2 separate regions of the Mus musculus genome follow, and region 2 is linked to region 1. A link is a loop called in an ENCODE intact Hi-C map of the cell type or tissue named here. Cell type or tissue: left cerebral cortex. All regions are shown on one strand. Links, peaks and the distances in the headings refer to the core of each region. The heading gives the core; the rest is flanking DNA.

Evidence for each region. Peaks named below come from ENCODE experiments on the same cell type or tissue, not always from the same donor. Only the 100,000 strongest peaks of a DNase experiment are listed, where the experiment ranks them.
Region 2: it touches region 1 in a loop (7-fold over the local background); 19 of 42 quality-filtered maps call a loop at or near these places.

What each region holds. Positions count from the first base shown.
Region 1 is chr14:70,645,421-70,649,533 of GRCm38, reverse strand. Npm2 (nucleophosmin/nucleoplasmin 2) reads left to right here. Exons shown (of 9, transcript NM_181345.3): 5 at 1-63; 6 at 1,123-1,274; 7 at 1,449-1,489; 8 at 1,864-1,897; 9 at 1,985-2,232. The coding sequence ends at 2,029. It overlaps Gm52133 (a long non-coding RNA gene), which reads right to left and starts at 8. Exons shown (of 2, transcript XR_003951181.1): 1 at 1-8. In left cerebral cortex, for the core only: a CTCF peak has its summit at 2,301 (motif pointing right); a DNase peak (open chromatin) is centred at 2,304.
Region 2 is chr14:70,549,380-70,553,492 of GRCm38, reverse strand. No RefSeq gene overlaps it. Among named protein-coding and RNA genes, the nearest start is that of Hr, 2.8 kb to the left of the region's middle. In left cerebral cortex, for the core only: no CTCF peak of the experiment used is centred there; DNase peaks (open chromatin) are centred at 1,325, 2,069 and 2,977; H3K4me3 peaks cover 620 bases; H3K27ac peaks cover 1,490 bases.

The DNA.
Region 1 (4,113 bases), core at 808-3,307:
CAGTAACTTTTCGGCTCAGGACTGGCTCAGGACCTGTGTTCCTCAGTGGCCTGGAATGTTATGGTAAGTTGTAGCCTAAGTACCTGAGGCCTCAAGAGATTCTTGACTTTCTGTACAGACCCTCCAAAGTAAATGATTGCCAGTGGCCTGAACTAAACGGCTGTGCCAAGGGCTGTCGTCCCAGCTCTTCTAGCCCTTCCCATGCCCTGTGTGGGCCTCAGGCCTCACCTTTATCATGAGTGAGGTGGTCCTTGTTTCAGCTTCAGAAAATACTGTAGGGTAAACAGGGTCTTCCAAAGGACTCTGGAGCTGAGCCTGGAGGCACAGGCTTGTGCTCTCAGCTCAAAGAGAGCCTGGGCTGTATTCTCAAGACCCTCCACCCAAGAGGGAAGCTCTTATTCTAACTAGTATTTGGGTGTATTTCAAAGAATGGCTACTAGTAATCATGAAGCTATAGTGACAACACGGGCCACAGCAACTTACCTTTGACACCTTTAAAAGCCACTTCCCAGCCTGGCAGGTGGTGCTCCACACCTTTAGTCCCAGTACTTAGGGAGGCAGAGGCAGGTGAATCTGAGTTAGAGACCAAGCCTGGTCTACAGAATGAGTTCCAGGACAGCCATGGCTACACACACACACACACACACACACACACACACACACACACAAATCTGTCTCAAAACACAGAAAAGATCCTCCTCACATTAGACCTTGCCTCTGAACAGGTTCCACTACCTCAGCATGGCACACTAGGAACCAAGTTTCCAGTACATCAACCTTTGAGGGCCAAGCCACCCTGTAGTCCCATCTAGCTCTCCTTCCCTGCTCATCCACCTTCAGCCTTGGCCCAGCCAATTCTAAATACACAGCCATCTCCTGCCTGCCCTCCTTCACCCAACATCTGGGGAACTCTCCTGCCCCTTGCTTCACCCTGGCCTCTACTTTTCAGGGAGGGAGAGAACAGATATGTCCTACTGCAGAAGGTGAACCCTCTCAACCCAGCGCTTGCCTGGGAATAAAGTCAGAGCCACAAGAGGCCTGGATTGGGAGGTGGGTGTTGAGCCTTGAGGTCAGATGCTCTGGTTTTCCCCACCGTGCGCCACTCCTGCCTACCCATTCCAGAGACTTCGGACCTGACCTGGGAAGATGACGAGGAAGAGGAGGAAGAGGAGGAGGAAGAGGATGAAGATGAGGATGCAGATATATCGCTAGAGGAGATACCTGTCAAACAAGTCAAAAGGGTGGCTCCCCAGAAGCAGATGAGCATAGCAAAGGTGGGGGGAAAGAATGAGGTACCCGAGCTGGGCCTCCCGTGTTGGGCACCTGGGACAAGCCAAGACCTCCACCACGGGAGCTCTGCACCTCTCAACTGGGACTGCCCAGCACTCAGTGTTCTGGCTTGGGGTCTTGGATTAGCTTTCCAAATAACACTTGGTTTTTGTTCCCAGAAAAAGAAGGTGGAAAAAGAAGAGGATGAAACAGTAGTGAGGTAATTCATGCAGTTAAATCCCCACCGCACTAGCACTCAGCACCGAACCCGAGGCTTCTGGCATGTTAGCAAACAGGGTACCACTTGAGCTGCAGCCCCAGACTTTGTTTGCTTGGTTTGGTTGGTGGTTTTGTTTGATTTTGAGAAACAGGGTTATCAGTAAGTTGCCCAGGCTGGCCTCGAACTACTGTATAGCCCTGGCAGGTCATAGACTGGTTATTCTCCTGCTTCAACCTCCCTAGTAACTGGGATTTCAGGCCTGCGCACCAGGCCCAGTTGAAACAGCAAAAGCTCTTCCTGTGAGATAGCCAGTCCCGGGAAGCTAAGGCATGAAGCTGCACTCTCTTGCCCACTCTGTCCCTATTCCTTTCCAGGCCCAGCCCTCAGGACAAGAGTCCCTGGAAGAAGGTGAGCAATAAGAAATTGGGGCTGGCCCTGGGGAAGGCTGCCTGGCCAAGGAGGGTTGGTAGACTCTTCAGTCTCTTATCTGCACAGGAGAAATCTACACCCAGAGCAAAGAAGCCAGTGACCAAGAAATGACCTCATCTTAGCATCTTCTGCGTCCAAGGCAGGATGTCCAGCAGCTGTGCTCTGGTGCAGGTGTCCAGCCCCACCACCCTAGTCTGAATGTAATAAGGTGGTGTGGCTGTAACCCTGTAACCCAGCCCTCCAGTTTCCGGAGGCTCTTGGTGAAGAGCCCCCAGCAAGCTCGCCTAGGGCCACAATAAAATTTGCATGATCAGAACCTCCCTCTGCCTCCCCCTCCCTGGATGGGTCTCCTCGCTGCTGCGATAGCTCATGTGCCCAGCAGAGGGCAACCACGAGCAAGAAACCAGCCCCATGTTGCTTTTCCTAGGTTTCCACCCCAGGATTGAGGGAAGGCCTAGTGGGCTAGCCTCAGCCACGGTTTCAGTGAGCTGGGGCTGAGGAGGCTATTTTTCTTTGAGGCAGGCAAGGTTGAGGTTTACAAGTGCAGAGCTCTAGAACCCAACCTGGGTCAGATCCTTCCATTTCCCTGTTCTTATCAGGCCAATGTCAAGGGTATATGGGACAGGGACAGGAGTAGGGGTGAGGGGAGAGTGTGTGGGGGCGGGAAGCGCAGCATACGCTGCCATTACAGTTATGAGATGAAGGACCATATGACACTTAACAGGACACAGGCAGTGACAGCTGGAAAACAGTGGATGACCACTGCATGGCTCTGGCTACCTGGCCTCCTCAGAATGCTGAGGGACCTTTGGAACCTGTTCACTGGGGAGTGGGCATGGTTTCATACCTGATTTGAGTAGGACACACAGTAAATCCTAGGGCAAAGGCCTGTGCTCCTGGAGGGACCGGAGCTAGGAGGCTCCTGCCTGACATTGAAGGCAGCATCCCTGTAGGCTAGGCCAGAAACAAGCGAGCAAAGACCTGCTGGTAAGCCCCGTGTATGAGCCCCGGGGGGTTATAAACAAGCTGATTCCTGGTCAGTTCCTTGGCCCTTGGTGCAGATGATGCTCATCCAGCCTGGTCCACTGGTATCAGTCACAGTTGTATAGAAAGAGCCAAGATAACCTGCCTCCATGCCCACTGAAGTCACCTGGATAGCCTGGTGGTAACACAAAGCCAGCACCCTGATTTCATTCCCGGCAAATGCTTTGGAGGAAGAACACCAGGGTGTTAAGAGACCTGAAGAGGGGGCTGGAGAGATGGCTCAGCAGTTAAGAGCACTGACTGCTCTTCCAGAGGTCCTGAGTTCCATCCCCAGCAACCACATGGTGGCTCACAACCATCTGTAATGGGATCTGATACCCTCTTCTGGTGTGTCTGAAGACAGAAACAGTGTACTTATATTATAAAATCTTTAAAAAACAAAAAAACAAAAAAAAAAAAACTGGGGCCGAATGTGGTGGCACACGCCTTTAATCCCAGCACTTGGGAGGCAGAAGCAGGCAAATTTCTGAGTTTGACGAGGCCAGCCTTGTCTACAGAGTGAGTTCCAGGACAGCCAGGGCTACACAGAGAAACCCTGACTCGAAAAAAAACCAAAAAACAAAAAATCTGAAAAGGCCCTGGGGAACAGGCAGCTGACATGGAGGATGGGGGGAAGCTAGAAAGACCTTTCCTGTGAGTGCATCTACTCTGGGTCAGGGTACATCTGGGTGTCCACCCAGGAGGATGGCTGTCATGGCAGCAGTAGCTACAAGCCCAGAAAATACATGCTGTCCCCAGACTGCTGCTTATACCACGATTATACTCTAAGGTTAGGTTAGCTTCATTTCTTAAAAGAGAGCAGCACAGAAGTTAACAGTCTGCACCAACGACATGGAGCAGAAGGGGGAGCCAGAGAGTCTGGCATTGGAGCCTTTGCTTTTGACCACTCTGCAGATGGAGAATTTCCTGCCAGTTTGCAGTCAGTCTTGTGAGCTGAGTGAGGGCAGGGACTAGAGAGTGCAGTCCTCAGTGAGGAAAGCCTATTCATGGTCAGGTACAGACATAGACATCTTCCCTCCTGCATCCATCCCCAGGCAAGGCTCAACGTATAGGAGCACTTAACAAATACCCCAGATCCGTCCATGAGACTGACTGCCTGCATGGATGCACAAATTTCCAGTGAGTCACATGTCAGTCTACGCTGCTAGGGG
Region 2 (4,113 bases), core at 932-3,431, 96 kb after region 1:
GCCTCCGAGCCCAGGCTGAAACAGAAGCAACACCACTTACTCTCACTCCCACCCCCCACTGCTGTGGAAGGAATGGATTTGGGTGGCCACAGCCTGGTCCCAAGTCCCTCCACCATCTCTGAAGTTGAGGGGTATCATGAAGAGCCCAATGTCTTTCACTTAAGGGACAGGAGTGAAGGCAAGGAGCTTTTCACCAATTGTTAAGACCAGGATAGGTACTTGGGGGAGGAGGTCTGTCCTTCCATCCTAGCTGCCTGCTCCGACTTGGGCCTTGTTGATACAGATCCTCCTTGCTCCTCTCCTTCACAGAGACCAAGTCTGTGGTGGGCAGGCTGGCAGGGGTTGTTTACATGGCTGGGGTTTTCATACTCCTTTTCTTATCCACTCCTTTGGAGGTGACCTGACCTTAGTTTGCTGAGGGAGCGGAATGAGGAGGGTCTAACAGGGACTGGAGCAGCAGGGGGTCTAGCCTGACCTCTGGCTCCTGGCTCCAGGGCAGGGTGGTGGGGTGGCACGTGCCTGTGGTCCCCATCTAAGTTCCCTGGCCTACCTTAGCAGAGGCTTGTGGGAGAGTCTTGTGGCTTGAGGCCTGGTAGTGGCCAGAGTGGAACCCGGGGCTGTCCTGAGTCCTGGGGGCTTGTGGCTGTCTTCCCCTAAGGTGATAGGGACTGTGTCAGGGGAGCTGAACAGATACCCACCCCCGCACCTCCAGTCGCCATATCTGCCTGTCAGATTATATTGCCTGGGCTAGACCAGAGCTCTCAGGACAGTCTTCTGGAATGCTTAGGGGTTAGTGGAGATGAAGGTGAGGAGAAGTACTGCCCTCACTCCACCACGTTCCCCATCCTTGCCTTAGAGCCTATGCCACAGGCCAGAGTCCTTGCAGCTGGCTGTGCTGTGCCTGAGGATGGAGCAGAGCTGAGGACATACACAAAAGACACAAACACGGGGGAGGGCGCTCGTGGGGGGGGGGAAGCCACCCAGTGTGTGGTCACAAGACCAGATCATGGACCTGGCAAACTTACTAGCACCCCCAGACTCACATGGGCCCAGCCCTCACCCACCCCGACCCCTCACAAACTGACACACATGCTGACACACACTCGTTGCTGACAGGCACAGACTCTCTGACAGCCGGCTGCCCTTTCTCCACCCCAGAGACCCTTACCTGGGCAAGCACAGTACCCCTCAGGCAGAGTAGCCCCCTGCCCAGGGGTGGGCAGCAGGCAGGGCGGGGGAAGGAGCCCCGGAGAGTCAGGCCAAGCTGCCACTAATCCGGGCGGGGAGAGGGGGGGCACCCACGTCAGAGCGGGGACTGCCGGGTGGAGGGCATCTGAGGACATCCCCTCCCACACACGCGGCCGTCTGGGCACCTAGCCCTGCTTCCCCAGCCCCTCCATCCTTCAGACAGCTGAAGCTGGCCTCCCCCTACCCCACCCCCACCCCTGTGGCCATGCTTGGGGTGGGGGGGCATGGGGAAGGGGGATACAGGGCGAAGAAATCTCCCAGGACCAGGGGGAGGGGACAGGGAAGGGAAGTGTGGAGATGCTGCGGGAGCCAGGAGGAAGCTTGGGGTAGATGCTGTCCTTTCTGCTCGCTCGCCCACCCACCCACATCCTTGACCTAATTCCTCTTCTGGAGCCCTTCCTCTCTCTAGCCCTCCCCCACTGCCATCTAGCCTGCGTTGTGTTCCAGGCTGAACTTGGGACCTGTGTGTGCAACGATGCCAGCTCTGCCCCCAGGATCCCCCAACCCTAGGAACCAGCGGTGAAGGTCGCTTGTTAGTGGGCACCAATCTCAGATGCTGGGTGAGAAATGGGGATGTGAACCTGAACAGTTACCCCCTGGAGCTCCTCCAGTGCCTGCCAGGACCCCTAACTCAGCCTGGGCTAGGGCTGCATGTGTGGGACCCAGAGGCTTAGGATGCTGCTGGGAGTGGCAGCTAAAAATAAAGCCACAGGATCCTGTGTGCTGTGACAGAATCCAGAGAAGGGGAAAGTGACCAGGCTAATGAAGGGCCACAGGTCAGAGGGACAGTGATGGAGTCAGAGGCAGAGGGTTAAAAAAGGATGGCAAGAGGTGAAGTGGAGAGAGAAAGGACTGTGAGAGGAAGTCCCGGCTGTCATGGTAACAGGCCAGGAAGAGTAGGAAAAGCTGAGGAGTGGGGGTGGGACCAGAACTCACAGAAGGTATGTGCTAGGGACTGGTCTCTGGTGTCAGGTCCTTTTCCAACCTTGATCCTATCTGGGGAGGAGACCAGGCACACTGGTCTCAAGTAGAAAGTTGGTGGTCCTTGGAAAGTAGGAACAAGACCAGATGCCCTCCCTTTAAGAGGCCAGGCCAGAGCATCAGTGGTGGTCCAGGGCTCTTTTCCAGGGGAGGATAGTGTTGGGTGAAGGTGTGTTTGGGTAGTTCTCAGAGCTGTTCTGAGGGATGTCCAGGTTGCTACCCAGTGCCCCAAGTCTTGGCTCACATTTATGCTTGCCCAGAAATGCCTACCACCTGGACCTTCTACACATTTGTTTTTCTGTGGCCTCAGGATGCTTAGTAACCATGTGATTTTACCCAGCCATTCACCAAGCCATACCAGAGACACTGGTGTTTTGAAAGCTGTGTGGTGGAACTAAGGTGACACGGCACAGCCACCAAAGCAAAAGTTCACTCCCACCCTGAAGAGGTTTAAGATGTTTGATGTATGTGTTGGTTTAGTCACAATCCTCTTTCAGGCTTCGGATGGGTGTCAGGCCTTGAGCTGAGGCTGGGAGCCACAGTTAGAGATATGACCGTGGTGACAAGTGACTCCACGACTTCTAATCCTATGCTGGGGAGTGAGAGAGGCTTCTCAGAGGAAGGGGTGACGTTTCAGTGCAGAAGTTAGACACTAAGCAGGATTTCACCAACAAATCACACAGTTATAAAAATATCACACCTTGGTTCAACCATGTAGTCTGGGATACAACAGTAAAAATAAGGCTGAAGTCTCTCCGTGAGTGGCTAGGCAAGGCAGAGGCATGCGCGCAGAGGGTTCTGAGACAGGTGTATGAGTTGGAGTAGGAGAACAAAGCAGGCCGGGGGAGGGCAGAGGTGGGCTCTGCAGAGCCAGGGCACAGTGGCTTCAGCAGTCCTCCCAGGAGGACCAAGTGACTTTGCCCACCTCTCGGGCAGCACCTCTATAGAGGAGAAAGCCGTTTCACCTGTAAGATGGACAACAGGCCCTTTGCGAAGATTCAAAGAAACCAGCTCTGAAATGCTCAGCACAAGGTCAGGCGAGCAACAAATATCCCACACATGCCAGACTCCTTCTCCCTGCCCCTGCCCCCAGGCAAGGAACAGCCCATTTACTGAATAGTGATTAAGAACATCAACTCTGGAGCCAGACTGCCTGGTCCAAAGCCCAATCCTGCCACTTACTAGCTAGTCCACCTTGGGCAAATCATTTGCCCTTTGTGTGCCTGTTTGGGAAATGGGGATCATAGTAATAGCGGCTACTTCCTTGTCTCCTCACCCCTACAGTTCCTAGCAACACATCTTTTGGGTGAAGTAATGAGGCAGTAAGAGTCAGCATCACATACAGAGGGGATGCCATAGAGAAAAGCCACTGAACCCCAGTCCATGCCAGGCTAAATCAGCCACACAGATTAAGTGCCTTCCCCTCCAATAAAACCCAGATAATCCCTACACCAAGAGTTAATCCTCACAGGACACTCCAATTTAGCAGCTCATAGTTTTCCTCCAACCAGCACTCTTGACTCCGAAGTGGGAAGGAAGGACAGATGGGGTGGGAGGAGGGAGGACCCTGGGTACAACGTGCCTCCTACTTTAGGGGCAGATGACCCAGGGATCAAAGGAGATGGATTAAAGTCAACCCAGGGCAAGCGCCTGGGTCTCTATGGATGGAGAAGGCAAGCATCAGACAAGGGCTATCATTGGCTATCATCATTCCTTTGGCCTGCCCCATCAGCATCCAGGCCCCAGCAGGGTGAGGCGTTGGCTCGTCTCTGAGCCCCGCCCACTTTGACCTGGAAGGTGGGGGCAGCCTGGCCCTAGGCAGCTGCTGCCCTCTTGTGGCTTAGAGTGCAAATTCACCCTAATCGTATCTGAATGTCTACAGGA